Linked DNA regions of Homo sapiens: region 1 is linked to region 2. A link is an interaction called in ENCODE POLR2A ChIA-PET data of the cell type or tissue named here. Cell type or tissue: Panc1. All regions are shown on one strand. Each heading gives the region's core, and the rest is flanking DNA. Links, peaks and the distances in the headings are about the cores only. Region 1 has its middle 39 kb from the start of NR5A2. Region 2 has its middle 250 kb from the start of NR5A2.

Evidence for each region. Peaks named below come from ENCODE experiments on the same cell type or tissue, not always from the same donor. Only the 100,000 strongest peaks of a DNase experiment are listed, where the experiment ranks them.
Region 1: POLR2A ChIA-PET joins it to region 2 with 6 read pairs; 2 of 35 experiments call an interaction of 5 or more read pairs at or near these places.

What each region holds. Positions count from the first base shown.
Region 1 is chr1:199,980,704-199,997,352 of GRCh38, forward strand. No RefSeq gene overlaps it. Among named protein-coding and RNA genes, the nearest start is that of NR5A2, 39 kb to the right of the region's middle. In Panc1, for the core only: no CTCF peak of the experiment used is centred there; no DNase peak of the experiment used is centred there.
Region 2 is chr1:199,769,501-199,786,149 of GRCh38, forward strand. No RefSeq gene overlaps it. Among named protein-coding and RNA genes, the nearest start is that of NR5A2, 250 kb to the right of the region's middle. In Panc1, for the core only: no CTCF peak of the experiment used is centred there; no DNase peak of the experiment used is centred there; H3K27ac peaks cover 235 bases.

The DNA of each region.
Region 1 (16,649 bases), core at 9,123-11,622, 210 kb after region 2:
GGCTACCATACTGGACAGTGCATGTCTAGACCAGTGGTTCACAATTGAGGGCAATTTTTAGTCCTCAAAAGCAGTCCTCAAGGGGTCAGAGTTGTGTTGCAGGAGTAGGGGGAATCACAGCCTGTCTTCAGCTGGTGGACGACCCCTCCAGCCATCCAAGCTCCCGTTTTCCCACTACACATGGGCCTACCTGTGTAGACCTGTGTAATTTAAATTTTAATTTAAATTTGTAAGAGAAAGAAACCTATATAGATCTATTAGTTTCTCGTGTTTTCTTTCTTTCTTTCTTTCTTTTTCTTTCTTTCTCTTTCTTTCTTTCTTCTCTCTTTCTTTCTCTCTCTTCCCTCCTCCTTTCCTTTCCTTTCCTCTTTTCTTTCTGACAGGGCCTCGCTCTGTCATCCAGGCCAAGTGCAGTAGTGTGACCACCGCTCACTGCATCCTCAACCTCCTGGGCTCAAGTGATCCTCCCACCTCAGCCTCCGAGTAGTGGGGACTACAGGCATAAGCCACTGCACCAGACTATTTTATTTTTATTTTTTTGTAGAGACAGAGTCTCGCTATGTTGCCCAAGCTGGTCTCGAACTCCTGGATGCAAGCAATCTGCCAGCCTTGACTTCCCAAGGTGCTGGGGTTACAGGCTATTTTTACTGTCTCTTTTAGGGCAGTGAAATTACTTTGTTAGTATATGATGTTATACAGGTGGATACCTGTCACATTTATCCAAACCCACAGAATGTACAACACCAAGAGTGAACCCTGGTATAACCTATGTTTGCGTAATAATGATGCATCAATGTTGGTTCATCAATTGATTAAAAGGCTTTTTTTTTTTAAGAGCAGCTTTAGGTTCACAGCAAAATTGAGTAAGTACAGAGATTTCTCATATACCTTTTTCCCTCACACCTGCACAGCTTTCCCATTATCAATATCCCCCACCAGAGTGGTACATTTGTTACAATCAATGAACCAACATTGAGGCATCATTATTACGCAAACATAGTTTATACCAGTGTTCACTCTTGGTGTTGTACATTCTGTGGGTTTGGACAAATGTAACAGGTATCCACCTGTATAGCATCATACACAGTAGTTTCACTGCCCTAAAAGTCCTCTGTGTTTCACCTTTCTTGTGTTCTTAAAAATCCAAATGAACCTCTCACTGTTATCCTGCTCAAGAAAAAAACAGGGCAAAGTTCCAATGAATCTAAAATGATATCTAGCTTTCAATTTCAAAGAGCTGTTGAATAAGATTAATGAGTGAATAAACTTAGTTTTCCTTTCGTTACTCAGGGAAAAAGTCTGGTATTTAAGGCTATTTGTAGTTAGACTCAAATTTCCTCCCTCTAACCTTCTCTCCACCAGCCTATCTTAGCTAAATTGATGCTGCTTCAGCACATTTTATTCTTCCATGTCCCTTTATTTTCTCTATTTTTATTTTTGTAGACAGGGTCTCACTCTGTTGCCCAGGTTGGGGTGCAGTGATCTTAGCTCACTGCAGCCTTGAACTCTTGGGCTCAAGTGATCCTCCCACCTAGGCCTCTTGAGCAGCTAGGACTACAGGTGCACACCACCACACCCAGCTAATTTTTTATTTTATTTTATTTTTTTATAGAGATGGGTCCTGCTATGTTGCCCAGGCTGGTCTCAAACTCCTGGCCTCAAGTGATCACCCCACCTTGGCCTCTCAAAGCACTGGGTTTCAGGCATGAGCCACCATGCCTGACCTCCTTTATGCTTCTTCTTTTTTTTTTTTTTTTGAGATGGAGTTTTGCTCTTGTTGCCCCAGGCTAGAGTGCAATGGCATGATCTCGGCTCACCGCAACCTCCACCTCTCGGGTTCAAGCGATTCTCCTGCCTCAGCCTCCTGAGTAGCTGGGATTACAGGCATGTGCCACCACGCCTGGCTAATTTTGTATTTTTAGTAGAAACAGGGTTTCTCCTTGTTGGTCAGGCTGGTCTCGAACTGCTCACCTCAGGTGATCCACCCGTCTCGGCCTCCTAATGCGCTGGGATTACAGGCATGAGCCACAGCACCGGGCCCTGGCTTCCTTTATGCTTCTTTAGACTACTTCTCACCTGAATGCTCTCCATTCTTCCCTCCTCCCCACTCATTTATCTTTTAAGAGCCCGTTGTGTCCAGCCTCACCTAGGAAGCTGCTACTGATTCCTCCAATCCACAGTGATGCCCCTCCCTGTGTTCTCTGAACTCTCACTGTTCCATCATTTGGTTCCAGTTTATAAACTAGTTTTTACTGCTAGTTAAATTTTCATATGTGTAAGTCTTGTTTCTCCAGCTGAATTGTAAACATCTAAAACACAGGGGCTCTGTTCTCCTCTCAAAGGAGGTCACAGTTTCATGCAAAGAGATGTAGATCACTAAATTCTTGGCACTTTTGACTAAATGGCATCTACCTGAGTCCATGGTATTTCTACTATAAGAAAAGTAGGAAAGTGGCTGGGCAGAGGCTCATGCCTGTAATCCCAGCACGTTGGGAGGCCGAGGCAGGCGGATCACTTGAGCCTAGGAGTTCAAGACCAGCCTGGCCAACATGGCAAGACCCCATCTCTACTGAAAATACAAAAAAATTAGCCAGGCCTGGTGGCAGGCACCTGTAATCCCAGCTAATTCGGAGGCTGAGGCAGGAGAATCACTTGAACACAGGAGGCAGAGGTTGCTGTGAGCCAAGATTGCACCACTGCACTCCAGCCTGGGTGACAGAGCAAGACTGTCTCAAAAAAAAAGAAAGAAAAGAAAAGTAAGTAAGCTGGACAAGTGCAGTGGTGTACACCTGTCCTCCCAGCTCCTCAGGATGCTGAAGTAGAAGAATTGCCTGAGCCCAGGAATTCGAGTACAGCCTAGGGAACATAGCAAGACCCACATCTCTTAAAAAAAGAAAAAAAAAGGTAGATAAGCACAGGAGACCATGAAGACCATCCCTTTATGCTTCAGCTGAACTCGAACAGAGCCGAAAAGCTGGATCACATCAATTCACTATGGCTAATCCAGACTTATCTCCAAAGAAAGCTTCCCAACTGAGATCTAAACACACTAATTCTAGCTTCACTAGGTGATTAAATGACCTACAGCTACCCAGGCTAGCCTTCCCTCAACAACACATCCAGCTGGTTTACCATGTTCTACAAACAGATTATTGGAACTGTATATGGAGGACAAATGATCAGCACTAGGGCAAATTTCCTCTGACACCAACCTGCCCTGACAAGCTTTAATGAAAGCCGGCTCTTGGTTGTTCTAGAAAATAAGTACTTTTACACTATTTTTGTACAAACAAATATATATATATATTTTAGATGGAGTTTCGCTCTTGTTGCACAGGCTGGAGTGCAGTGGCACAATCTCGGCAACCTCCACCTTCCAGGTTCAAGCGATTCTCCTGCCTCACCCTCCTGAGTAGCTGGGATTACAGGCATCCGCCACCACACCCAGCTAATTTTTTTGTATTTTTAGTAGAGACAGGTTATCGTCATGTTGGCCAGGCCGGTCTTGAACTCCTGGCCTCAGGTGATCCGCCCACCTTGGCCTCCCAAAATGTTGGGATTACAGGCGTGAGCCACCGCAACATGCCACAAATATATTTTTGGCATAATCTCTCATGAAGCTCTATAGATGTGGAAACAATTGTAACATAAAAGGATTCAATTGAGGAAGGTGTTTGTTTAATGAGGAGAACCTGTCTTGGTTGACATAAGGCCACTTTCTGCTTAAAAGCTATTTTAGTGCAGTTGTGAGAAACCCCCTCTTCTTGTTCAAGCCCATTCCTTAGAAGAAAAGAAAATACGATTGGTGATCATTAGCCAGTTTTATTTTATTTACTAAGATAGGATTTATAGCTTTCAAGTAAAACTAAACTCCTGTGCACTACCCACAATTACCTTGTGACGGAGAATAAGGATGCCAAGCTTCACTGTAAAAACTGGACTCTTTCAAGACAGTGAAAATTCCTGGACACCACTGGCTCTAATGACTGAAAAGAGATGTCTAAATCACAGTTCATTACTGAATATAACAGTTGCATAACAGAAGGTAGCGTTTGAAAAATAAATTATCATAAAACAACAGAAAAAGGAAGATTGGGGCACATGTTCTCAGGATCTCCTGAGGGCTGTGTCATGGGCCATCGTCACTCATATTTGGCTTGGAATAAATTTCTTCAAATATTTTACAGAGTTTGACTCTTTTCATAGACAACTTTAATAATCATTAGTAAAGATAATTTTGTTATTAATAAAATTTTTTAAATCTTCAAAACTTAATGTAGACATTTAGTCACTTTATTAGTCAGATAGGTCAAGTACTGTATTTACTAAATATTTTAAGGCCATAAACTATTACTTCTGTAATATTTCTAATAATTGTTTGGCTTGTTTATGAACTTATATTTTAGAGCCATTCGATTTTAGGCTCTAAACCAGGGGTGTCCAATCTTTTGGCTTCCCTGGGCCACACTGGAAGAAGAATTGTCTTGAGCCACACATAAAATACACTAACGATAGGTGATGAGCTAAAAAAAGAAAAAAAATTTGCAAAAAAACTCATAAAATTTTAAGAAAGTTTATGAATTTGTGTTGGGCCGCATTCAAAGCCATCCTGGGCCGCATGTGGCACACGCTCTAAACACATGGCTGTGATAAGGCCTGGGGACATATAAGATCTTACCTGGCCCAGCTGTTCCTCCTGGCTGTACTAAAAAAAGTCTGATATTATCTCTACAGCTTTGTTCTTTGTCCTGGGCTCCACATCTAATAGATAATCACAATTACTTACTTCCTAGGTTTTCACTAAAAATAAGGATTACTGGCCAGGCATGGTGGCTCATGCCTGTAATCCCAGCACTTTGGCAAGCCAAGGCGGGCAGATCACTTGAGGTCAAGAGTTCAAGAACAGCCTGGTCAACATGGCAAAACCCCCTCTACTAAAAATACAAAAATTAGCTGGGCGTGAATGACACGTGCCTGTAATCCCAGCTACTTGGGAGGCTGAGGCACGAGAATTGCTTGAGCCCGGGAGGCAGAGGTTGCAGTGAGCCAAGATCGCACCACTGCACTCCAGCCTGGGCAACAGAGTGAAACCCTGTCTCAAATAAGTAAATAAAGGTGTTTGCTTTTTTAAAAAAGAAAAAGAACTATTATCTTCAAATGGCATTAAGATAACTAGATAATTCGGTGGATAGGAGAAAAGACAATGATTTATCTTACTATGAAATATCAGACACCAAAATAGGATACTTAAAATAGTTTTAAATCCTTAAAAATTAGCAGAAAACCAAGCTGGGCACAGTGGCTCACACCTGTAATCCCAGCACTTTGGGAGGACAAGACGGGCAGATCACCTGATGTCAGGAGTTTGAGACCAGTCTGACCAACATAGTGAAACTCTGTTTCTACCGAAAATACAAAATTAGCCAGACATAGTGGTGGGCGCCTGTAATCCCAGTTACTGGGGAGGCTGAGGCAGGAGAATTGCTTTAACCCGGGAGGCAGAGGTTGCAGTGAACTGAGGTCATGCCACTGCACTCCAGCCTGGGCAATAGTGCAAGACTCTGTCTAAAAAAAAAAAAAAAAATTAGCAGAAAACCAAACACATATGATGATAATAAGTTCCTCGGATCTGATGAAATAGAAGAAAATAGAAATGACAGAAAATGAAATCAAATAAAATATTTAAATTTCTGGATAATAAAAAGTTCAAGATTAGAAGAAAATCAGATAAATCTCAAAACAAGGAGTGTTATCAATATCTCATCTTAATGTTTAAGAATAATAAATGTCCACTTTGGGAGGCCGAGGCAGGTGGATCACTTGAGGTCAGAAGTTCGAGACCAGCCTGGCCAATATGGTGAAACCCTGTCTCTACTAAAACTACAAAAATTAGCTGGGTGTGGTGGCAGGCACCAGGCTTTGAGACTCCAACTCAAAAAAAAAAAAAAAAGAATAACAAATGGCCAGACATGGTGGCTCATGCCTGTAATCTCAGCACTTTGGGAAGCCAAGGTGGGTGGATCATTTGAGCTCAGGAGTTTGAGACCATCCTGGGCAACATGGCAAAACCTCATCTCTACAGAAAATACAAAAATGAGCTGGGTGTGGTGGCATTCGCCTGTAGTCCCAGCTACTCAGAAGGTTGACATGAGAGGGTGGCTTGAGCCTGAGAGGCAGAGGTTGCAGTGAGCTGAGATCTCACCACTGCACTCAAGCCTGAGAAACAAAGACAGACCCTGTCTCAAGATAAAATAAAATGAAATTTAAAAAGAGTAACAAATAAGAGTTAGCTATTGAGGAGGCTGAGGTGGGAGCCTCACTTGAGCTCAAGAGTTTAAGGCTGTAGCTGGGCGTGGTGGTTCATGCCTGTAATTCCAGCACTTTGTGGGGCTGAGGCAGGTGGAACACCTGAGGTCAGGAGTTTGAGACAAGCCTGACCAATATGGTGAAACTCTGTCTCTACTAAAAATACAAAAATTAGCTGGGCGTGGTGGGGGGCGCCTGTAGTCCCAGCTATTTGGGAGGCTGAGGCAGAAGAATTGTATGAACCCGGGAGGCTGAGGTTGCAGTGAGCCAAGATCCTGCCACTGCACTCCAGTCTGGGTGACAGAGCAAGACTCCATCTCAAAACAAAACAAAACAACAACAACAACAAAAAAAAAGAGTTTAAGGCTGTGGTGTGTTATGATTGTGCTTATAAATATTCACTGCAAGCTAGTCTGGGCAACATAGCAAGGCTCTGTCTTTTTTTTTTTTTTTTTTTTTTGAGACAAAGTCTCACTCTGTCACCCAGGCTGAAGTGCAGTGGCTCCATCTCAGCTCACCGCAACCTCTGCTTCCCGGGCTCAAGAGATTCTCATGTCTCAGCCTCCTGAGTAGCTGGGATTACAGGCACCCACCAACATGCCCGGCTAATTTTTGTATTTTTAGTAGAGATGAGGTTTCACCATGTTGGCCAGAAAGGTCTCCATCTCTTGACCTCGTGATCTGCCCACCTTGACCTCCCAAAGTGCTGGGATTACAGGCATAAGCCAGTGCACCCAGCCTATTTATTTATTTTTGAGACAGGATCTTGCTCTGTCAACCAGGCTGGATGGAGTGCAGTGGTGCAATCATGGCTCACCGCAGCCTCAATTTCTGGGCTTAAGTGATCCTCCTGCCTCAGCCTTCCAGGTAGGTGGGACTATAGGCATGTACCATCATTCCTAGCTAATTTTTTATTCTTTATTTTTGTAGAGATGAGGGTCTTGCTTTGTTGCCCGGGCTGGTCTCCACTTCCTGGCCTCAAGTGATCCTCTACCTGGCCTCCTAAAATGCCAGGATTATAGGCCTGAGCCACCAGGCCCACCCTGCCCTACTTTAAATTTAAATAGCTAATGGCTATCGTATTGGACAGTACACATTTAAAGAATTTTTATTCATTGCTAGATTGAGTACTTGTTATCTTTTCACACTTGAGCTTCTCATCTCCAGAACTAAAAAAATTATCTTTATTAAACATATACATATTAAAACAACCTCACTGGCTGGGCACAATGGCTCATGTCTGTAATTTTAGCACTTTGGGAGGCCAAGGCAGGTGGATCCCTTGAGCCCAGGGAGTTTAAGACCAGCCTGGGCAACAGAGGGAGACCCTGTCTCTACAAAAAGGTATTTTTATTTTTTAATTTTTATTTATTTATTTATTTATTTATTTATTTATTCATTTATTTATTTTGAGATGGAATTTCCCTCTTGTTGCCCAGGCTGGAGTGCAGTGGCGCAATCTCAGCTCACCGCAACCTCTGCCTCCCAGGTTCAAGTGTTCTCCTGCTTCAGCCTCCCGAGTAGCTGGTATTACAGGCATGCGCCACCACGCCCAGCTAATTTTGTATTTTTAGTAGAGACAGGGTTTCTCTATGGTGGTCAGGCTTGTCTCAAACTCCCGACCTCAGGTGATCCACCTGCCTCGGCCTCCCAAAGTGCTGGGATTACAGGCATGAGCCACCGTGCCCAGCCCCAAAAAATTCTTTTAAAAAAATTAGCTGAACACAATGGCACGTGCCTGTAGTCCCTGCTACTCAGGAAGCTGAGGTGGGAGGATGACTTGAGCCTCGGAGGGGTGAGGCTGCACTGAACCATGATTGTGTCACTGCACTCCAGCCTGGGTGACAGAGTGAGACCCTGTCTCAAAAAAAAAAAAAAAAAAGGTAGGACTTATCTGTCATACCCATTACTCACAGCACTTGGCACAGTGATAAACACACCAGAGGCTGGGCACAGTGGCTCACACCTGTAATCCCTGCACTTTGGGAGGCCAAGGCAGGCAGATCACTTGAGGTCAGGAGTTCAAGACCAGCCTGGCCAACATGGCAAAACCCTGTCTCTACTAAAAATACAAAAATTAGCCGGGACTGGTGGTGCGTGCCTGTAATCCCAGCTACTCGGGAGGCTGAGCCAGGAGAATTGATTGCTTGAACCCGGGAGGTGGAGGTTGCAGTGAGCCGAGATTGTCCATTGTACTCCAGCCTGGGAGACAGAGCAAGACTCTGTCTCACAAAAACAACAACAACAACAAAACAAACAAACAAACAAAAAACAACAAAAAAACCCACAGGAGACACTCTACAGAATACTTATGGGATCAATTGGTTCTTAAAAAAAACAAATTATTGGCCGGGCGCGGTGGCTCACGCCTCTAATCCCAGCACTTTGGGAGGCCGAGGCGGGTGGATCACCTGAGGTCGGGAGTTCAAGACCAGCCTGACCAACATGGAGAAACCCCATCTCCACTAAAAACACAAAATTAGCTGGGGTGGTGGCACACGCCTATAATCCCAGCTACTCAGGAGGCTGAGGCAGGAGAATCGCTTGAACCCAGGAGGCAGAGGTTGCGGTGAGCTGAGATCGTGCCATTGCACTCCAGCCTGGGCAACAACAGCGAAACTCCATCTCAAAAATAAAAAAATTATTTATAGCTGGGCATGCTGGTTTATGCCTATAATTCTAGCACTTTGGAAGTCCAAGGTGGGAGGAATACTTGAGGCTGGGAGTTCAAGACCAACCTGGCCAAAATAGTGAGATCCCCTCTCTAATAAAAAAAAAAAATTCTGTTTATAAAAAGAAAAAAAAATTTTTTTTTCAGAGACAGGGTTTCACACTGTTGACCAGGCTGGAGTGCAGTAGCGCAATCATGGATCACTGCAGCCTCAATCTCCTGCGCTCAAGCAATCCTCCCATCAGCCTCTGGAGTAGCTGGGACTACAGGCATGGACCAGTATGCCTAATTAATTTTTTTTTGGAGACAGCATCTTGCTCTGTTGCCCAGGCTGCAGTGCAGTGGCATGACCTCAGTTCACTGTAATCTCTGCCTCCTGGGTTCAAGCAATTCTCCTGGCTCAGCCTCTCAAAAAGCTGGGACTACAGGTGCCCACCACCACACCTGGCTAATTTTTATATTTTTAGTAGAGATGGGGGTTTCACCATCTTGGCCAGGCTGGTCTCGAACTCCTGACCTTAAGTGATCTGCCCACTTCAGCCTCCAACAGTGTTGGATTACAGGCATGAGCCACCATGACTGGCCTTTTTAAAAATTTTGTGTAGAGACAGGATCTCACTGTCGCCCAGGTTGGTCTCAAACTCCTGGGCTCAAGCAGTCTTCCCTCCTTGGCCTCCCAGAGTGCTAGGACTGCAAGCATGAGCCATAGTGCCCTGTGAAAAAACATGTTTTGAAGTATTTCACTGCTAGTATTAATTGATGCATCACTGAAATACGGCTCCTTAGTTGCCTAGTTAGCATCAAAGTAATATAAAATGACTTTATTTATTTATTTATTTATTTATTTATTTATTAAGACGGAGTTTCACTCTTGTTGCCCAGGCTGGAGTGCAATGGTGGCGTGATCTTGGCTCATTGCAACCTCTGCCTCCCGGGTTCAAGTGATTCTTCTGCCTCAGCCTCCTGAGTAGCTGGGATTACAGGCACCCTCCACCATGCCCAGCTAATTTTTGTATTTTTAGTAGAGTTGGAATTTCACCATGTTGGCCAAGCTAGTCTCGAACTCCTGACATTGTGATCCACCCGCCTTGGCCTCCCAAAGTGCTAGGATTACAGGCGTGAGCCACTGCGCCTGGTCAGAAAAGTGACTTTATAGTCAAGAGATGTAGGAAAACCTAGACATTTTCTCACACATCTACCGCAATGCCTTTTGCAGGAGTTAAAGAATAATTCCCACTTTTTAAAAGTCAAGGGTACAACACATGAGTTGTCATTATGATTTTAGTCTGTAGGCAAAGCTATGAAGGCAGATTTTTACTGGGTACAGACTGCTGGGGATGGCCGACCAAGTCAGTGTACTCTTTATAATATTGTTATTATTACTGATAACTATGAGAGTGAATGTTTCTTGATTATTGTTCTATGCCAGACATAGTTACACAAGTGTTAAATCGAGTAATTTTCACGGCTTCACAATATTCCTGTAAGGTAAGTACAGCTAGAGCACCCCTAATCCAAAAATCCAAAATGCACCCAAATTTGAAACTTTTTTTTTTGAGACAGAGTGTTGCTCTTGTCGCCCAGGCTGAAGTGCAATGGCTGGATTTCGGCTCACTGCAACCTCTGCCTCCTGGGTTCAAGCAATTCTCCTGCCTCAACCTCCCAAGTAGCTGGGATTACAGGTGCCTGCCACCATGGCCAGCTAATTTTTTTTTTTTTTTTTTTTTTTTTTTTGAGATAGAGTTTCGCTCTTGTTGCCCAGGCTGGAGTACAATGCTGAGATCTCGGCTCACTGCAACCTCCACCTCCCAGGTTCAAGTGATTCTCCTGCCTCAGCCTCCTGAGTAGCTGGGACTACAGGCATGCGCCACCATGCCCAGCTATTTTGTATTTTTAGTAGAGACGGGGTTTCTCCATGTTGGCCAGGCTGGTCTCGAATTCCGGACCTCAGGTGATCTGCATGCTGTGGCCTCCCAAAGTGCTGGAATAACAGGTGTAAGCCACAGCGTCCAGCCTAATTTTTGTATTTTTAGTAGAGATGGGGTTTCACCATGTTGGCCAGGCTGGTCTCAAACTCCTGACTTCAAGTGATCCACCCGCCTTGACCTCCCAAAGTGCTGGGATTACAGGCGTGAGCCACCATGCCTGGCCAAATTTGAAACTTTTTGAGTGCCAGTGTCATGCTACAAGTGGAAAATTCTACAACTGACTTCATGTGATGAGGTTGTAGTCAAAACACAGACAAAACTTTGTTTAATGAATAAAATTATTTAAAATATTGCATAAAATTATTTTCAGGCTATGTGTATAAGGTGTATATGAAACATAACTACGCTTTGTGTTTAGACTTTAATCTTGTCCCCAAGATATTTCATTTTATATATATATATACACACACAAATATTCCAAAACTTTTTAAAAAATCTGAAATCTGAAACACTTCTGGTCCAAAGCATTTCAGATAAAGACTACTTAACCTGTATTGCTATTATGTCATTTTACACATGAGGAAACAGAAGCTCAGAGATGCTAAGCAATTTACCTGAGACCACACAGCTAGTAATCAGGCAGTCTGGTTCTAGGGCCAGAGCTTCACATTCTGAAAAGCACAACATTTGAGAGAGAATGGGGGACAGAGGAAGCTGAAAGCAGAGATAAAGCTTGACCTACCCTCAATTTCCTCAGAATTTTGTTTAGGACAGAATTTTTAGCTATGATTTATTCCCTCAGGGTCAGCCCTAAGATAGATAAAGCCATGTGATGAGAGGAAGTCAGGTCTTTCCAGAATGTGCTATAGGTTTTTTGTTTGTTTTTGTTTTCTTGAGACAGGGTCTCACTCTGTCTCCCTGGCTGGAGTACATTGGTGCCATCATGGCTCACTGCAGCCTCAGCCTCCCGAGCTCAAGCAATCCTGCCACCTCAGCCTTCTGAGTAGCTGGGACCACAGACATGCACCACCATGCCCGACTAATTTCTGTATTTTCTGTAAAGATGGGGTTTCACCATGTTGCCCAGGCTGGTCTTGAACTCCTGGGCTCAAGTGATCTGCCTGCCTCAGCCTCCCAAAGTGTTGGGATTACAGGCATGAGCCACTCCATCCAGCCTTATATTTTTTATTAATAACAGTGTTTTTGCTGGTGGAAGTATTGGTTGAGTATCTCTTACCTGAAATGCTTGGGACCAGGAGTGTTTCAAAATTTTTGGATTTATTTCAGATTTTGGAATATTTGCATTATATACTTACTAGTTAAGCATTCCTAATCTGAAAATCTGAAATCCAAAATTCTCCAATGAGCATTTCCTTTGAGTGTCAAGTTGGCACTTACAAAGTTTCGGATTTTGGAGCATTTCGGATTTTTTATTTTTGGATTACAGATGCTCAACCTATAGCAGTAAATGACCCAAAGGAGAAGATTCTAATTCCATTTCTCAACCCATAGTCCCCCAAGCAGATACAGCAGGAAAAAGACAAAATGAACTAAATGTTTAAGTAGCAAACATATAGTCATTTCAGTTGGGGATGGAAATTCCATGTGTAGGAAGCTTAACTGAAGCAAAGTTGAAGGTAGCAGTTCATAACACACTCTTTACTACTGTAACTGCTCAACTTCATATAATAATAACCAGAAAACTTGCCAAATGAATCAGATTTCTGGATATTTTTCCTTCTCTTTATTTCATTTTTCTTTTCTTGTTTTTTGAGACGGAGTCTCGCTCTGTCGCCTAGGCTGGAGTGCAGCGGCACGATCTCGGCTCACTGCAACCTCCGACTCCCTGGTTCAAGCGATTCTCCTACCTCAGCCTCCTGAGTAGCTGGGACTACAGGCGTGCACCACCACGCCCAGCTAATTTTTGTATTTTTAGTAGAGACGGGGTTTCACCATGTTGGCCAGGATGGTCTCTATCTCCTGACCTTGTGATCCGCTCACCTAGGCCTCCCAAAGTGCTGGGATTACAGGCGTAAGCCACCGTGCCCAGCCTTCATTTTTATTTTCTACCCCTAAACATGAAATCCACCCTGAAGTGTTTAAGACAATCAGGTGAATTCATTCATCTGCTCTAAATTTTTCACTTAAAATCATACCAATTTTGGCCAGGTGTGATGGCTCATGCCTGTAATCCCAGCACTTTGAGAGGCTGAGGCAGGAGGATCACTTGAGCCCAGGACTTCAAGACCAGTCTAGGCAACATAGTGACACCCCATCTCTACAAAAAAATTAAAAATTAGCTGAGCATGATGGTGCTGCCTATGGTTTCAGCTACTCAGAGGGCTGAGGTGGGAGGATCACTTGAGCCGAGGAAGTCGAGGCTGCAGTGAGCCATGATCTCGCCACTGCACTCCAGCCTGAGTGACAAACTGGGAACTTGTCTGAAAAAACAAAACAAACAAAAACCCAGGTTTTCCCAAACCACAAATGAGATCAGTTCAAATTTCAGCACAACTGTGTATGAGGTGCTATGCATTCAAGAGGCTGCAAAGAATTACAAGCCATGGACCCTTTGCTCCTGAAATTCACAAATAGCACAGGCTTTCTTAAGGAATTCAATTTTAAATATACAAGAATAAATAAGAATACAAAAGAATAACAAAATGGCACATTATATACTTAATTGCTAGATGAGAGGCACAGACAATAAAGTTGACAAAACAGTAATGAAGTGTATTAAATAATTTAATCAAAAGCAGCTCATGTATTTGTGAATCAGAGATTTAGCTCTGAAAACAATTACTGGGGAAAAGCCTCATGACTCAGAGAGTAAAGTCAGGTTTGAAACCAATAGACTGTGGCTTTTGCTAACTTCTAGATGGTGCTGAACCTATCACTTAGTCTCACTGTGTTTCTATTTCTTGATCTGAAGACTGAGCTCAGTAGGTTAAGCCAGCCTATATAGACACTGAAAAATAATTTATGTATTAGAAAGACAGAAAAAGGCTTTTCTAACATTAAAGAAAAAAATTGACACTATGCCATGAGTTCAAGTGATTCAAAACAGGATGCGGAAATTAAACTCCATGAAAAAATAAAAATTAGTAACTATGAAAGACCCCAAACTGGCTACTATGTTAGCCACTGTGCCCAGCCGACTGATAGCGTTTCATAAAGCAATCCAAGTAAGAGTCAGTTCACTACTCCAATGAGATAATCCTTTTATTTTACATTAAATCTTTTTAAAATTAGTTAAGCACCCAGGCATTATCTAGATTGTAGAGCTTACTAGAAAGCTACTTTTTTTTCTTCTGATTGTCACTCAATTAAAAAAATGGAAGAGAAAATTCATTGAAGTAATTATGAATCTAAGTAGGCAGCGTTTCGGTTACTCTCTTTAGTCCTTTCTATCACTTGAGAAAATAATGTATCCTTTGTAGCTTGTAACTTTCTCAAGGACCTCTAGTAAGGGTCCTGGAAATAGGTACCTAACATCAAATGATGCCTTAATAGACACCAGTATTGAGACAGATTGAGATTTTCCTCAATGAGTACAAGGAATTGCTACAATTTAACTTTATTTTCAGCCAAACCGACTTAGGAATGCGTTATGTTTTTCAGGGACACTGGAATGTCAACTCAACAGTGTTATCTGACATAGTCAGGTCAAGGCAAATTATCTGCTTGGTCTAGGGGCATCCTAACCATCAACTCCCAGGTCCTTAATAACTGAGTTCAACTGAGTCCTTTTCTTGTTTCCTCTAAGCAACCAGTGGAAGCCTATATAATTCTCATCTTATAAAAGAATTCATTTAAAGGCGGTTTGAAAGTTAATGGTTAAACCCATTGTTTGTGGTTCCATGAATATAGGTCACAATAGTAACAAGCCTTTAGACAGAAAGTACATAAAGAGGTAGTGAACAGTTCAGGACCTTATTACAACATGTCTATCAAGCCCAAAGGGGCAAACAATGTGTCTGATTGATTTTTTTTTAAAGGGGGGAATCTCACAGACAGCTCAGCTCTCATTATTCCACTAGCCTCTAAACCTTGCCCCAAATTAAGACTGGAAGTTGAAGCAAAAGCTTTCTTGATTCAACTCCCCAGGACAAAAGTCACAGTTACATTCAAGGTTCTCATCCTTCCTCCCATAGGTTCAGCTGCTTGAGATCTAGAAATGTCGATGTGTAAATTATCCCAAGGATGGGTAGACTTAGGGAGAATAAAACAAGACCCACCTACTGTGCCCCCAGCAACACAATTCTATATTTATTTATTTATTTGATTTTTTTGTTTGTTTGTTTTGAGACCAAGTTCGCTCTGTAGCTCAGGCTGGAGTGCAGTGGCATGATCTCAGCTCACCGCGACCTCTGCCTCCCTGGTTCAAGTGATTCTCCTGCCTCAGCCTCCAGAGTAGCTGGGATCATAGGCGCATACCACTGTACCTGGCTAATTTCTTGTATTCTTAGTAGAGATAGGGTTTCACTATGTTGGCCAGGCTGGTCTTGAACTCCCAACCCCGGGTAATCCCCCCGCCTCAGCCTCCCAAATTGCTAGGATTATAGGCGTGAACCACCGCACCCGGTGGAAAAATATTTTTTTTTTAGAGACAGGGTCTTGCTGTGTTGCTCAGGCTGGAGTACATGGTTATTCGCAGGTGTAATCATAGCTCACTGTAGCTTCAAACTCCTGGGCTCAAGCAATCCTCCCACCTCAGCCTCCTAAGTAGCTGGGACTACAGGTGCCCACCACCACCCTCAGCTAATTTTAAGAATTGTTTTGTAGAGATCAGGTGTGGTGGCTCACTCCTGTAATCCCAGCACTTTGGGAGGCCGAGGTGGGTGGATCACGTGAGGTCAGGAGCTGGAGACCAGCCTGGCCAACATGGTGAAACCCCATCTCTACCAAAATACAAAAAGCAGAGCGTGGTGGTGGACACCTGTAATCTCAGCTACTCAGGAGGCTGAGGCAGGAGAATCGCTTAAACCCAGGGGGCAGAGGTTGCAGTGAGTCGAGATCGTGCCACTGCACTCCAGCCTGGGCAACAGAGCGAGACTGTCTCAAAAAAAAAAAAAATTGTTTTGAGAGATTGGGTCCCACTATGTTGCCCAGGATAGTCTCAAACTCCTGTCCTCAAGTGATCACCCTGCCTCGTATGCACTCACACAACTGTGCCTGGCTATATATTTTAAAAGAGATTAAATCCTCTCAAGTTTACTCATTTTAATCATATTTTAAATTTTAAATCATATTTAAAATTTTTATTTATTTTTTCAGTTAACCATTAATCAAAGGGAATCATTCACATTTAAAGAAAGAGTATAGGCCAGGCGTGGTGGTGCATGCCTGTAATTCTAGCACTTCGGGAGGCCTAGGTGGGCAGATCACTTGAGGCCAGGAGCTTGAGACCAGCCTGGTCAGCATGGTAAAACCTCATCTCTACTAAAAATACAAAAATTAGCCAGGTGTGGTGGCACATGCTTGTAATCTCAGCTACTCCAGAGGCTGAGGAACAAGAATCACTTGAGCCTGGGAGGCAGAGGTTGCAGTAAGCCAAGATCAAACCACTGCACTCCAGCCTGGGCGACAGAGCAAGACTCTCTCAAAAACAAACAAACAAACAAAAAAATAAGAATCAGTGTAACAAATATTTAGATAGGGATATGTTCATAGGACTAGATGCAAGTTATATTTTTAAATATAGTAGACTGATCACTCAGCTTATGCTCCGACTAGCTGTGTCT
Region 2 (16,649 bases), core at 7,962-10,461:
GGGAAAATCTTTATGACACTGGATTTGGCAATAATTTCATGGATCTGACACCGAAAATACAGGCAACAAAAGAAAACAATATATACATTGGACTTCATCAAAATTAAGAACTTTTGTGCATAAATGAGTACTATCAAGAAAGAGAAAAAAACAACCTAATGAACAGAAAAAAATATTTGCAAATTACATGTTTCACAAGAGATTAATATTAATATATAAATAACTTCTAAAACTCAACAACAAAAACCAAACAACAATAAAGAACACGAAAAAATGAAACAATTTGGATGAGTAATACCAAGTAAAAAATTAGCTATAATCCTCTCATCTAAAGATTACTACAATTATATTTTTATGTAAAATCTTTTTCTGCACATTCATAGGTTTAATAACAATAATGGAAACATATTTTAATAGTGTATAATTTTTTTATTAAACCATAAACATATTTTCCTATTATTAAAAAAAGGCTAAATAATGATGTAGACTGGGCACTGTAGCTCATGCTTATAATCCCAGCACTTTGGGAGGCTGAGATGGGTGGATTACCTGAGGTCAGGAGTTTGAGACCAGCCTGGCCAACATGGTGAAATCCCATCTCTACTAAAAAATACAAAAATTAGCTGGGCATGATGGCGGGTGCCTGTAATCCCAGCTACTCAGAAAGCTGAAGCAGGAGAATCGCTAGAACCCAGGAAGTGGAGGTTGCAGTGAGCCAAGATCGTGCCATTGCACTCCAGCCTGGGCGACAAGAACAAAAGTCCATCTCAAAAATAAATAAATAAATAAATATGTATTCAGATAAGCAATAGCTGAGAAAATTTTATATCAGCAGACCTGCATTGTCAGAAATGTTAAAGGAAGTTGTTCAGGTAGAAAGAAAATGCCACATGATGGAAACTTAGCTTTACACAAAGAAATAAAGAATGTCAAAAAAACTAAATATATAGATAAATATGAACGATGGTTCCTCCCAGTTTTAATTGGCTTTACATTGAAAAACTCACTTTGAATATGTTAGATCAAAAATACATAAACTTGTGTTACTCCATCTGACCATGTGTTATTTATTCATTTATTTATTTATTCATTTAATAAGTACTATTCTGGGAGGTCCACTATTTTTGGCACTGGCTGTTCAATAGAGAATAAAAAGACAAGGGTCCCTGCATTCACAGAGCTTCTATGTGTTCATGGTCCAGCAACATCAATCAGCTTTGTAGTTCCACCACATTCTCCAGAGCTTCTCGTTCACCTGTTTTTGCTCTTCTCAAATAATTTGTGTCCTCTAGCTGTCTCCATGTCTTCACTTTAGGATTCACTCCTCACTCTCTCAGTTAGATTTCTACCCTGCCAAAAGTATTCCTAATAAGATGATGTCTTGGATGGATTCCCTCCAGAAGTAGAGCCTGAGTTGAGTATTTTTCTGCAAATAATTTATTCATGGAATGCTCTCAAGAGAAAGGAGTGAGAGAAACACAATAGGGCAGAGAAGAAAATAATCTAAGCAAGAATGTCTTATCAACTGGAGACGAGCTTCAGCCAACTCCACAGGGAGTTCTATGAATCGCCCTACAGAAGCAAGAGAGGCAAACTTTTCTATCTATACATGTCGTGCATTGGCTGCAGAAAACAGAGAGAATGTAATGGACAAGAGAAGTATACTAAAACTGACTTGTTTCAAGAGCTAGCAAGAGCCAATTTTTAAATTTCTCAATATTGTGCAAGCTGGCTGTTAAACACAGTCATTATTAGTAATTAAATTACAGGTACATAAATGTACAATTAAATAAAGTATATAAAAACATAGGTAATAGATACTCAAAACTCATCACTTCCTATTTTATTATATTTTACTCATGTTCTTGAGGTTAATTACATCTATTGTATTCTATAGATAAAAATTCTATATAATGGTGCGTCCTGCACCAGTGAGTTTCTCTAACTCCAGATTTAGTGACATCACGTTGGTAGCTTGAAATTAAACATAACGAGGATATTTATGCTATAAATATTGATAAACACTACAAATTGGGGCTTGGTTTATTGTTTTATTGATCATCTATCTGGCCTTTAAAAGGTGATGGAGAAAATGTTACTAAACTAATTACATTGTGAATAGCACAAAAAGAATTAAGGAAATACTCTGGTAGGTATTTAAAAATATTATCTGGTTCAGCAAAGTTATTCAGATCATTAATGAATGAATAAAATTCTGACATATATCTTCTTGTTTCATTTTATACTACTCATTAACATAAACAAAAATATCAACCAGGATTTGCGTAAGAGCTGCGTTTGTTCACCAATTGAATATATCAGTAGCTATGAATACAAGAGTTTGGGAGAAGGGGAGAGCATTCTATGCAAATCAATTGGCTATACAGAATTTCGATAAAGTATTTGATAATTTGTTATTACTGGTAAATTGTATACTACACAACGTTTATACCAGTAACATTTATAATAAAAGGAAGAAGGAAGGGAAGAAGGGAAGAAGGAAAGAAAGGAAGAAGGGAAGGGGAAGGGGAAAAGGAAGGGGAAAGGAAGGGAAGGGAAGAAGGAAATAAATAGATAGATACAAAATAATTTTTTCCCAGAAAGCTGGTTTTTAAACATTTACCAGCACACTGTGCAGGTAGGGGTGGGAATGCAACTTCCCCCATTTGGACGAGGACGATTCTTTAGAAAAGATAGCCATTGTGAGCCTTTAGCAAACAACATTCAAAGTATCAGAAGCGTAGATGCAACTGCCTGGTAAAGGGAATCTGGGTGGGGCACAACAGCATCCTCTGGATGGCTAATGACCTCTATGTTGTTAAATCCTACGGGCTCACGATTCCCAACGTTTTTAACAGCAATTGATAGTTGACCACTTCCTCCTCTTCTAAATAGTCTTCTTTTGGATTTCTTGACATCACATCCTCTTAGCTTTTCTCCTAACCCTTTGGCCTTTTCCCCTCAAACTGCTTTGCTTTCTCTCATTAATTTAACGGTTGGAGTTTCTCCAGATTCAGTTCTAAGGCTTCTTCTCATTCTCCATTCTCTTTCTAGACCTTCTAATCTACTTTCTTGCCATTATTTATTATACATATGTCAATAGCTCTAAATGTGTATATACAGTGCAGATTTATCTTCTGAAGCTCAGGTTCATGTATCCTATTGCTTATTCAACACCTCTACTTGGATATTTCATGGGCACTTCATACTCCGTATGCCCACAAATCAGTTCTTTATTCCAATCTTCTAAACATTTTTTCTCTTCTTATTTGACTTATGTGCCAAAGAAAGGCAAAATAAAACAAGAAAACTACATTTTCCCTATCAAAATAGCAAATTAGTTTTATTTGAAAATAATGAAAATGAAATTAAATGAATATTTTCATGTAGCATGGATAGGAGAGTAATCTGATACAATCTCTTTGGGAGAAAATACCTAGCAATATATATATCATTCACTCAAATTCAGTAGTTCTACAAATATATTGTTTTTAAAACTAAAATATACAAGTGAAAGTTAATGAACAAGACTCATAACCATGTCATTGACAAAATCCAAAATTTTAAATGGCTTAAATCCCAATCAACAGAGATTGGTAGTATCTAGCCTATAGTATATCCATATGAGAGAATATTATGCTTTCAACAAAGTTCGATAATTTAAGAATTGCTTAAAATATTCAGCTGAAACAATAGAACCATACTTTGTTCAAAAAAAAAATTTTTTTTTTTTTGAGACGGAGTCTCTCTCTGTCACCCAGGCTGGAATGCAGTGGCGCGATCTCGGCTCACTGCAAACTCCGCCCCCCGGGTTCACGCCTCAGGGTTCTCCTGCCCCGGGTTCTCCTGCCTCAGCCTCCCGAGTAGCTGGGACTACAGGTGCCCGCCACCACACCCAGCTAACTTTTTTTTTTTTTTGTATTTTTAGTAGAGACGGGGTTTCACCGTGTTCGCCAGGATGGTCTTGATCTCCTGACCTCGTGATCCACCCATCTCAGCCCAAAATTTTTATATGTTACATGATCTCAACTAAGTAAAAAATATATCGCTCAAACCATTAAAAGTCAATCTAACAAACTGTTATTTATGAGATGTAAAATTAAGAGTGCTTTTCTTTCTTCTACATCATACTTTCTGTATTTTTCATATTTCCTGCCTTTTATTTATCCATTCAACACACTATCGAGCATTTTTTTGCCATTCCTTGTTCTAGACACTGGGGACACAGCAATGGGAAAAATAAAACAGATGAAATTTCTACTTACATGGAGCCTCAGCCTCACTGAGAAGATAAACAATAAACAAATTTAAAAATTAGAATATATAGTATGAGAGAAAGTAATTAGATGTTGTAGAGAAAAAGACAGCAAAACAAGAGGATTCAGGAGTGCCAATGAGAGAAGAGTGCAACTTTAAATGGAGGAGTCAGAAAGGCCACACTCAGATAGTGACATTTGAATAGATTCCATTAGGAGTTTAACAGGGTGCCATGTGGAGATGTGGGGACGCACGGCAGACAGAGGGGACAGCAGGAGCAAAGGCTCTGAGGTGGGATGTGCCTGAGCATTCATAAAACAACAAAGAGGTCAATGAGGCTACAGCAAATGGTCATGTCATTTTTTCATGAGTCAAAGACAAGCATTTTAAAAGAAAGAATAGGAAAAGACATATCTGTTTCAGTACAGATGTATCAGAGAAGCAGAATTAAAAACTTGCATTTGATTTAAAAAAAAGACCATACGGAAGTTCCGTTAAATTTTTTCTAATTAATTCCCAGTGATTCTATTTGAAAATTTAAATTGCATTTATTATTAATTTTAAACACAGTATAGTGACTTTGCTTGAAAAACCAGATTTTTATAAAAGTCTTTACATACAAAGAAGTGATTGTGTCCATTCCAAAGATAAAGAAATGTAGTGAATTCAATTAAATATTATACTTAAGTTAAAAGGAATCAAAATGGATAGATCACTAAAGCACAGTGTTAACTGAAAAATACATGTTGGACAATGTGTACAGCAAGATACCATTAATGTAGCTTATTAAACACACACATAAAGCAGTGACATATATTGTTAGCAGATGTGTATGAGTATGTAAAGTTATAGGAAACAAGCAGGAAGGGTACATACTAAAGTGATGACAGTGGTTGCCTAGAAGAGGGGGTGTGACAAAAATGATGGAGGAGGTCAAAGGAGGAAGATATCTTAAAGCTGGAAACAAACAGGGCAAAACATTAATTATTGTTAATGTGAGGTGGATATATAGATGCTTATTATATAAAGCTTTGTACTTTTTCAGATTTTTAAAATTTTCCTCAAAAAAGGAAGGAAGGAAGGAAGGAAGGAAGGAAGGCAGGCAGGCAGGCAGGCCTGTCCTCCACCTATGAGGTAAGCAAGTCAGTTAAAATCAACAAGTGTTCAGTAACCACCTGTGATATTGCAGGCACTGTGCCCAGAGCTAGATGTACTGAAGTGAGTAAGACACAGTCCCTTCCCTAAAGCAGCTTCCCAGGAGAAGTCTGGTAAGCACGAGTATGTGTTTTAATGTGTTTTTTTTTAAGCTACACAATCTAATTGTTAATACCTTATTCTAGATAAATCATCACTGATAATAGCTTAATTTTATTTTCGTGAAGGATACTAACTCTAATTTAACTAGAAAGAGGATACTTGCTAAAGATAGATTTATTAATTGACATTAAACGGGGAGAAGTCAAACAGTCCCGTAATCAATAAGCATTTGTGTGGGGTGGGGTCAATTGCTGCTAATACTCTATTATAAATTACCCTAATGAAATCACAAGTAATGTGATTTCATTAGGGTAATTTACAAAGAATTTACAAATCTTTCATTTGTAAATCATAAAAAAAAACTAACTTAGAGTTCACAGATTGAAAAGTACAAAGATGGTTCTAGCCTCTAGCTCTAGCTTCAGTCAGGACTGGATCCAGGTGCTCAATGTCACCTACAATCTCTCTCTACAACAGTTGGTTCTGCTATCTTTGCAATGGCAAATTTCTAAGGCAGATCCACTGTATGAAGTGAAAAAAATTGGTCATCAGTGGCTCCAGCTAAAGGGAACACTTCACACACACAAGTCCCAGACAGATACTGTGTTCACTCGCAATAGGTTAGCTTTGTGATGTGTTCACTCCCAATAGGTTGGCTTTGTGATGTGTTCACCATGGTGGCCAAGGGACATATCAGCTCCAGTGAGCCGAGAATGGAGGACATGTGCTTCTTCAAAGGAAAATGAACACTGTAAGCAAAAACAAAAGTATATACAGCATATGAAAAAAGTTACTTACAAAATATTTTGTCATTAAGCTGTGGTAATGATTCTGATACCAAGCTCTGCTAAGCATACTACCAACATCATCTAATCTAGACCATATAACAACATCTGAGGTAGATACTCTTATGCCTATTTTAGAGCTCAGTAACTCAACTCCCAAAGGAGTTAAATTGTCCAATTATGTAGCAGAAATGGGATTAGCAACCAGGTGATAGATTAATTATTACTTTGAAAGGATCAGATTATTCTATCAAAATGAGTTCTATTTGCTTTTAAAGATTATTATAATCCAGGCCAAAAAAAAAGATACTCTTAAAATTCTTAAACAATAAATCCAGTTCCTGTTAGTAACTATCTGAAATGTGAACCCAGTCTAATGAATGTCATCCTCTTAGGATAACCAATTCATATCCTACATATATTTCATCACATCCAGTTGCTTTTCAGAATTTATTCTCCATTTTTTTATGGATGGTCTTTGATTTTTAAAAATGTAATTTATGTCTCTAGAAAACAACCTGTAAAAAATAATAACAGTTTTCTACAAAACTACAGCAATTCTTGGCACTCACTGCAGTGTTGTGAGGCCACTCAGCTCAGCCTTCCAGTCCTGGCTGGATTTTCCACGCAAATCTTTCTCCATTTTCCAACTATCCTCCTTTGGGATTCTCTCCACTTTCAGCTCCCTGCTACATATAAAGCAACCTGACACAATCTCTTAATATCAGTAATTCAATTAGTTAATATGTGTAAAGTGCTACTATGTGCTAGGCACTCTGCTAGGCTGTAGGGACTCAAAGAGACACAGTCTTTGTCCATAGTCTAGGAGTGAAGATAGTACTATTGTCTCCCTCTCTCTCACCATCTGTCTCTTCCTTCCTCCCTCTTTATTCCTTTCTTTCTCGGCATTAAGAGAAAAAAAGCAGGGACTGAAATCCAACCACTTTTCCAATAGCCAAACCTGCACCCTGGCCCAAGGCTCCATCGGTCTAGAGGAAGGGGCATCTTTCTCCAAGGTGGTAGCTTTGCACAAAGATGCCATATGTGATTAGAAAGTTCTGCCTGTCTGCCTTCTTTCTTTCCTTTCTTCCTTCCTTCCTGCCTGCCTGCCTTCCTCCCTGCCTGCCTGCCTTCTTTCCTTCCTCCCTTCCTTCCCCCTTCCTCCCTTCCTTCCTTTCTTCCTCTCTTCCATTCTTACTTCCTTTCTTCCTTCTATCCTTCCATCCATCACTATTGGCCACTGTCTGTGCTATAATAGATGTTGAATATCCAACAGTAACCAAGACAGGGTTTCTGTACTCATGAATCTTACAGCATAGCTGGAAATATAAATAGATAAATTATAATAAAAGGAGAATGCATTATTACAAACATGAAAAACAAGTAGCATGAAAGAATAACTAACTCAATCTAAAGAGGGAGAAGAAGAAAATGGTCAGAAGAATCCACCTCTGAGCTGGGTTTGAAGTGTCTGTTGGAATTTGCTGAATGGACAAAAAAGGAAGAGCAGCCAGCCAGAGTAAATAGAATATCAAAGCTGAGAGGTGTGAAACACCATTGTAAGCACAATGGTGTTTCTGCTTCAGTATTAAAGGAATTTTCTACTTGCCACTCTGAAAAAAATCTCAAAGTAGTCCCACAAACTATAATCAGCTTTGAATAAAGGGTCTAGGCAGGCACAATGGCATATCCCTATAGTCCCAGCCACTTGGGAGGCTGAGATTAGCAGATCTCTTGAGCCAAGAAGTTTGAGACTGGCCTGGGCAACATAGTGAGACCCCCAACTCAAAAGAAAAGATCTAAAACTATATTATTTTCCAAAACCAGGGGAAAAAGTCATTCAGGCAGCATCAATAAGCTATATTTTCATCTAGAATTGACCTCAACAGAAGCAAAATTACATGTCATTAGAATTTCTTCATAATCCCAGACCAGGCAGGAGTCAAGTAAAAAGATGAAACATTTTTATTTCAAAGCAGAGTCAAGAGCAGAAAAAAAATGTATCATTCAAATTGAAAAAAATAAAAAATAAAAAAAGGCAGTTCCTTTCCTTTTTCACTCTCAGCCTGTACCTGTCATTATCTAGACATTTGCTGCAACTCTTCCTGCCCTCCTGCTGTGTGGAGACCACTTGGTGAACAAATCTCTGTGCCTCTTAGTAAAGCATGGATAGAGGTTATTGCCCACATTTGTTCATGGATCTACTCCACGTTACAGAGAAATGTTTGCTTAAGAAAGAGCTAAGGGCTGGGCACAGTGGCTCACACCTGTAATCCCAGCATTTTGGGAGGCCAAAGCAGGCAGATCACCTGAGGTCAGGAGTTCAAGACCAGCCTGGACAACATGGCAAAACCCCGTCTCTATTAAAAATACAAAAATTAGCCGGGCGTGGTGGTGCACGCCTGTAATCCCAGCTACTTGGGAGACTGAGGCAGGAGAATCGCTTGAACCCAGGAGGCAGAGGTTGCAGTGAGCCGAGATCATGCCACTGCACTCCAGCCTGGTGACAGTGAGACTCCGTCTCAAAAAAAAAAAAAGAAAAGAAACAGAGCTAGGGAGGTGCCAACACAAAAGCTAACCCGCCCATTTCTTCACAGGACATGTTGGTCCTCTTGAAGTGAGGTCTGAGGTCATTTGTGGGGCATCAGAGAGGATGAACGCATGGCTGATTTTATGAGGCTTGCTGAGAGATAAGGCGCAGACTGCAGCTTTAACTGCTACAAGGTCAAACACTTGACCAAAAATGAAAACAAAAATGAAGGAAGCAGAATGTTGCAAATGACAGAAAGGAGAGAAAACAAAAAGACAATCTCTTAAAATACTATGTAAAAGATGCACTGAAAAATAATTGTACTAAGGTAGCTGTATGAATCTCTCTATGGTTTCTGTTCTGTGTTTTTATGATCAGCTCAAGTAACTAAGTACATATGGCATGTTTGTAAGTAAAGCAGTCAATGAAGTTGGTTACACCTCTGCATTTATTACCATGCCCCTGAGTATTATTAACTTTTACACTCCCCATAAAATATAATTTATCACTTAAATAATTTGCTTTGTGTCAGGGTTCAGTGTGCTCCAGTGCCTTCCTGCTCATTAAATGAGATATTTTTACTTAATGAGCCAAGGATGTCCTTTGTATTTAACATTTGAATTGATTTCTAACACTTCACTCTTATAATAGTTTGGTGTGTAATTCCAAAAAATATGGGTTTTATTTCACAATGTCAAAGAAAAACAGTTGAGATTGTTAGATACATGTGGCATTTTAAGTGATAAGAAATGGTTTTATCCCTAACTAACCATAAAGATGGAGCGAACAAAAATCATGAAAGTATGCCACCATAAAATAATTATTTCTTTGCACTAGGAAGCAAATAACGGAATTTGGGAACTGACATATCTATTGATTGTTCAAAACAAAAGTTCAACTCTAAGCTACTCTGAAAAAAAGTTGTGATCTAATGCAAAAATACAAAGTCAACGCTGCCATGGTTAGCTGAACGTCTTGGGATTTTTTCAACATGTATAACCACTAGCTTCTGGGTCAGCAGTATGCACTTGATGAAAATGACTGGCTGTTTGGAACTTTCTTTCCATTTAACAAACCAAAGCTTAAGAATTGAAATCCCATATTTTCTAAATTATTTTTCAATCCTTTGGTATTCTAAACAGTTGAAGATACTTACTGTCACCAGACAGGGAAAGAGAGGAGAAACCAGGCCCAGAAACGGGGAATAAAGATATCTTTGAGCTGGCCCAAGTGGCTCATGCCTATAATCCCAGCACTTTGGGAGGCCAAGGTGGGCAGATCACTTGAGGTCAGGAGTTCGAGACCAGCCTGGCCAACATAGTGAAACCTTGTCTCCACTAAAAATACAAAAATTAGCTGGGCATGGTGGTGCATGCCTATAGTCCTAGCTACTTGGGAGGCTGAGACAGGAGAATCACTTGAACCCAGGAGGCAGAGGGTGCAGTGAGCCGAGATCACACAATCCAGCCTGGGCGACAGAATGAGACTCTGTCTCAAAAAAAACAAAAAATAAAAAACAAAAAAAAACACATATCTTTGATATGAAAACTACAGGCAAAAATGTTATATTAATCCAAATTATTCATAATTCATAATGTATGCATATATGTGTATACATGTATGTGCATATATCCTAATGTAAAGCTTCTATTTTGGATAACAGCACACTGGATTGATCATTTATTAAGCATTTTTTTATTCTGCTTCAAATATGTATAAACAAGCATATCATTATATTACAATATAAAATCATTAAGAAAAGCAGGATTTAAAAGATTTGGGAATAAAACAGTTGAATGCTTATTCTGGTTTTATATACTCTAGAGAATTTGAGTACTTTTCCCTCGCTTCTTATTCAGAATTGTCTCCTATTCTATATCCCCTGCTTATTCTTCCAGATCCATGAAAATAGACCATAATTTCAATCGTCTGTGATGACAAAGGAACTAGACCAATAATTTCCATGGTTGAATAAGCTTAGAAACTAATGCCTAGTATAGTCTCCGCTTATAGTTTCACAATGCACATTTGCATTTTTAAAACTATGGAAAATTCTACAAAAAGAAAACTTGTTTATCCCAGGGTTTCCCACATGTATATGACTACAGAAACGTTTACTTCAGTAACACCTTTGGATACCCATTAACACTACGGTTTTTTCAAAAGGAATTTCAGAAATGGTTTAACAATTAAATAAATTTAATTAAATAACCAATTGAGTGAGGGTATTTGAGTGATGATTGAGTGAGGGTGTTTATATTTTAGAAAATACCTCTTTCTAGCCAGGCCACAGTGGCTCATGCCTGTAATCCCAGCACTTTGAGAAGCTGAGGCAGGAGGACTGCTTGAGGCCTGGAGCTCAAGAGAAATGAACAAAGTATTAATAAATTGAATGGTACATTTGAGTTAGAGAAAAGTTTAAATTAAGAAATAGTTCAATAATGCACATTTAGTATTTGGAAGAAACTAGTTTGTGTATTTGGGATTCATGCCCTGGAGGATCTAACTTTAATAAATGAAATCGTAATTATTTTAAATTAATTAAAATAAATCATTTTCAATGAATTTATCATTAATACTATTATTCATTTTTTAAAAATTGCCCCAAGTACTAATGTAGTATTAATTCCAAAATAAACATAATTAAAAATAATAAAAATTTAGTAAATTCTCATAACTGGTTCAAAATACGTGTTGAAGAAAAACAGCATTTTTACATACATTGATTTTTTTTAATTGATTCTCCAAGCATAGCTACATTTTTAAAAAAGAAAAAAAAAATGACTCACACACCCTGGATTCCTTTGATTGTTGAACCACTTTTCTAATATAAACAGAAGCAGTGAGTAACACTCTAAATGGTATACAGCAATGTTGTTCTACAAAATGAAGATTAATACCAAAATAACCTTTCAGTTACCTTATATATTTGAATTTCAATTCTGTCAAATAATCAAAACTTTTTCCTTTCATTGTAATATGTATATAATCCTTAAAATGTACTTGCATTTTAGTTTTATGTCTAGAAAAATCTCTATAAATGGATGTCATTAGAAAAGCTCATACGCTGTGATATGCCCATGCCCACAAAAGCAGCCTTATTTCTTTTCACCCCTTAATCCATTTGTCCTCCAGCAAAACCAACAATCTCCCAGGAAGATTTCCTTGAGACTTCTGCTCCAAACTGGTTTAGACACCTGACCTCTAACTCTCAGTGATATCTCATGCCTACCTCTTTTACTTCCACATTTTATCATAATTATCTGTTTATCTGTTCATCTGTGGAAACTCAAAAGTTGAACAAACAAGTGATTTAAAAGTTGGCCAATTATTAAAAAGTCAAAAAACAATAGATGTTGGCATGGATGTGGTGAAAAAGGAAAACTTATACACTACTGGTGGGAATGTAAATTAGTATAACCTCTATGGAAACAGTATGGGGATTTCTCAAAGAACTCAAAGTAGATCTACCATTTGATCCAGCGATCCCACTACTGGTTATCTACCCAAAGGAAAAGAAACCATTATATCAAAAAGACACCTGTACACGTATTTTATCATAGCACAATTCATAATTGCAAAGATATGGAGCCAAACTAAGTGTCCATCAACCGATGACAACATAAAGAAAATGTGGTATATAGACACCCTGGAATACTACTCAGCCATAAAAAAGAATGCAATGTTGTCTTTTGCAGCAACCTGGATGGAGCTGGAGGACATTATTCTAAGTGAAGTAATTCAGGTATGGAAAACCAAATACCATATGTTCTCACTTATAAGTGGGAGCTGAAATATGGGTTCACAAAGGCATACAGAGTGGTATGATGGATGTTGGAGACTGAGAAGAGGGGGGGATGTGAGGGATAAAAAACTACATATTGGGCACAATGTACACTTCTCGTGTGATGGGTGAACTAAAATCTCAGACTTCATCACTATACAATTCATCCATGTAACCAAAAACCACTTGTACCTCTAAAGGTATTGAAACTAAAAACAAAATTTTAAAGATGGCAAACTCCTAAAAGTGAAATTATCATGTAATACTTATAAGATAATCAAAGGAATTAAGTGACGATGATGTTTTAATAAACACGATGTCCTGCTGGGAAGAACGTGGAGAGTGTTATTGCTTCTCTGAAGGATTTTGCCTTTTTTTTTTTAATTAAGTAAATTCTATACCCATTTTTTCCAGAATTTTTTTTTTTAGTTTTACTTTAAGTCAATGATATGAATTAGATAGAATTCTAAGTAAATGCTATACCCATTTTTTCCAGAATGGTTTTTGTTTAGTTTTACTTTAAGTCAATGACATGAATTAGATAAAATTCTCAAGCTTTCATTAAGACTTTAAGAGGCTACCACCTGCCTCCATGGCATTTAGCATTTCACAGACTTCCTTGCATTACCGTAACAAAATGTTCTCATGAGGAAGCAGCTAGTGCTGATTTATATTCTCTACCCTTTCTTTAAAATTGAGACCCCATATGATACTCTTCACTGACCCCAGATCTTCTTGCACTAGTCCTTGTGAGAATGCCCAGCATATTCAGTATCTTGAGCTGAAAAAAGAAAAATCTCTACAAACTTGCTTGGTTAAGAGAGTGTAGGCCCTTGGAGAGTAGAGCCCAAGAAAGTAGAACATATCTGATAATCTTTCTCAGTGCTAGAGTTCCCTCCTTTCTTTTTCCACCATAAGCCCTCATTTCAGCAGATCCAAAAAAAAAAAAAGATTTTTGGAATCACAGGCCTCCTTCCATTATAACCATCATCAGCTTTGATATTACCAGATACTTCCTCTAGTATTTTATTAAAAAATACTGAGTCTCTGTGATATCTCTTATTTCATGACAACGTAGTTTGCAATTTGCCTAGTCTCACACCTGGGAAGAAGCAAGGGCATTTTATTGTATCAGAGCAAACATTCATGTAAAAAGCAGGAGAAAAAAGACCTTTCACTTTTAACCATGAACAAGTTCTCACCCTCCCTGTGCATCTAGTTTTCAGGTGAAGATGAGTTGACCGAAGTGCATGTGGCTGATCCAGCTGTTGCACCCTCCATCCAGTATAACTTTTGTGCCGTTGCCTTTGGTGCAACCCCTTGACATGAAACCACAGTTCTTCCAATAAGCAGAGTGAATGTGAACACATGTTGGCAGAACTGTGCCATTTACAAAGGAAGTGGTGAGATATTACTGAGGAAAAGCTAGACAATGCTGCACCAGCAATCTGATCCCGCTCATTCTTTCTCCAAAATGTAGTTTCCAACTCTGCAGGAGTAGTGGCTGTGAAATACATGGGAAAGAGTTTGAAAAGTATGTATCCCACATTTCACAGCACTTTCCAGGATTTTACATTTCAGTATAGACAAAAGTAAGTGTATAATGCTTGTAAATAAAATTTACAAACCAAACAGAATTTTGCCAAACAAGAAAGTTGTTTCCCTTACAACAGCCCAACTTGTGATTTCATTAACAAAACTGATATGTTAGTTCAAATCAAATATCTCATATCATTAAACCATCCACAAGCAAATTTGTTTTACATTAACAGTTGAGTAACCCTGCAGAGAGTGCAAGTTCAGGGGAACAGAAAGTGAAAATATAGTCTTACCAGCATGATTTAAATTAATTAAACAAGCATTAGTACCTTCAAGCAGTTACACACTATTACTTTAAGTCTTTGGTGGGGAAAGCTATGATTTACATGTTCAATCATTTTAATACTTTCTATGAACCAGATGTTACAGTAGCTTTGTTAGCTGATGCCATAAACAAAAGATACAGTTGAAAACACATGCTATAATAATTAAAATGTTATTATGCTGACACCATCTTTCTTCTAGGATCTTGTAACATCTGTATTGACTGTGATAAGCATTGATTATCTGGAATGATGTAAAATATTTGGGGAGTTAATAACAATCAGGAATTCAGTACATGCTAAGACAGCAAAGATAAATCACAGGAAATACAGATCAAAGCAGGTTTGTGAATAAGCTTGTTTTTATAGTTAATGACTCACTATAAAGTACATATACACATTTCTTTTCTCCAATGAGATGCACAAGGAAATGCCATAAAGAAACATCCCGTCCTGTGTAGCATTTCTGTACATCTGTCGAATTTCCATATGTAGAGAGGAGGATGTCAACACACAGCACTACAAAGACTGAATTGATCCAATCCATCAAGTACTTAACATGCACTTTTAAAATCATTAAAAAGTTCTTTGAATTATTAAGACCTATTTCAAAAGAAAAAAAAAAGCCCACAACTTATAAATCTTGCATTTCCTGGGAGGTTAATTTAAGGATGCTAGGGTCAGCAGTTATCCAGTTCTAGCAAAGATTCTGAAATTTCCCTTCAAATATGGCCTGATAGTGAGTCATTTTCTTTTTTTCTTTTTTTAAAGAAAATCTCACCCAGCATCACCAAGTGGATGCCTTACCCTCTTTGAGAACCTTATTTGAAGAATAAATTGCTCAAGGCACTAAACTGGGGCTCTTTTCAGTTTATCAAAATAGACACAGAAATAACTGACAGTCTGTGATCTATTTCTCACGTATATACATATAGGTGCACAGAAGCTTTGTATAATATAGAGTAAACCCTTCAACGTAATCTAAAAGCTCATCACCATCAGCCTCCCACCTTCTCTCTAGCCTCACCTATCACCACTGACTATCTTTCCCAGCTACTTCCAATCTCCTTCCTGCTGCACTTCACCATAGCCCTTATAACCACAACATACTTCCCTCTCCTGCCTGCCTATTTAACTGCCCCTGGGTCCATTCCCAACATGATTTAGTCTTCATATCCCCTGGAAAGTCTTGTGTGATGCCCTCCACTTTGGGTCAAGTGCATTTTTAAGGTGTGCTCCCACAGAACCTTATACTTACATCTTCCAAAATATTTATCACATTGTATCAAAATGGCCATTTGTCTCGTCTGTTTCCCCACAAGTCTATGAGGTCTTTGAAAGCAGGGGCCACATTTTATACATCTTTGTATTTTCAGGAAAAGTATACAGCATCTACTAAATACATGCTCAGTGAATGGAAAAATAAGTCAATGCCACATTCACCCACATCGTATAATTTGACTCTGAGAAAGATCCTATCAGAGATGTCTTACATCCAGAATACAATGAGGAATTATTCTAAGCATGTTCTAGGGATGCAGAGTATCCTAGACTGGTTCCAACACTTTAGAGAGGATTTGGATCCTGTGAGTTCTCAGAACAAAATGAGAAGAAGCCAAGAGGAAAACTAAAATCCGTCTAGATTTGTACCCTAGAACAAACCTAAATAGGTAGTCAATATGATAACCAATATTTTCCAAATAACATAAACTAGTAAAATGCTTCCCAAACCTGGCTGATTCCACTCCTGAGTGGTTACTGTAGAGATGGGGATTGGAGGGAGAGGACAGAAAAAAGGGAGTAGAGGAGGGTGGGGGAAGACACATGTCCATGGTAAGACAGATAATAGAATGTCCATAGCTGCTTTATTTATAATAGCCAAACATTGGAAACATCTCAAGTGCTCCTCAACAGGTAAATAGCTAAACATTTTGTGGTATATTTATAAAATTAAATACTATTCAGCAATCAAAAGAAAGAAACTACTGATGCACACTACATGGGCAAATCTCAAAAACATGATGCTGGGTGAAAGAAGCCTTACTCAAGAGTACATATTGTGTGATTTTATTTCTATGCAGATCAGAATAGGCAAAACTATGGTAAAAAAAGAAAATTAGAATGGTAATTGCCTATTCTGGAATGGGCCACAAGGACACTTTCTGGGGTGATGA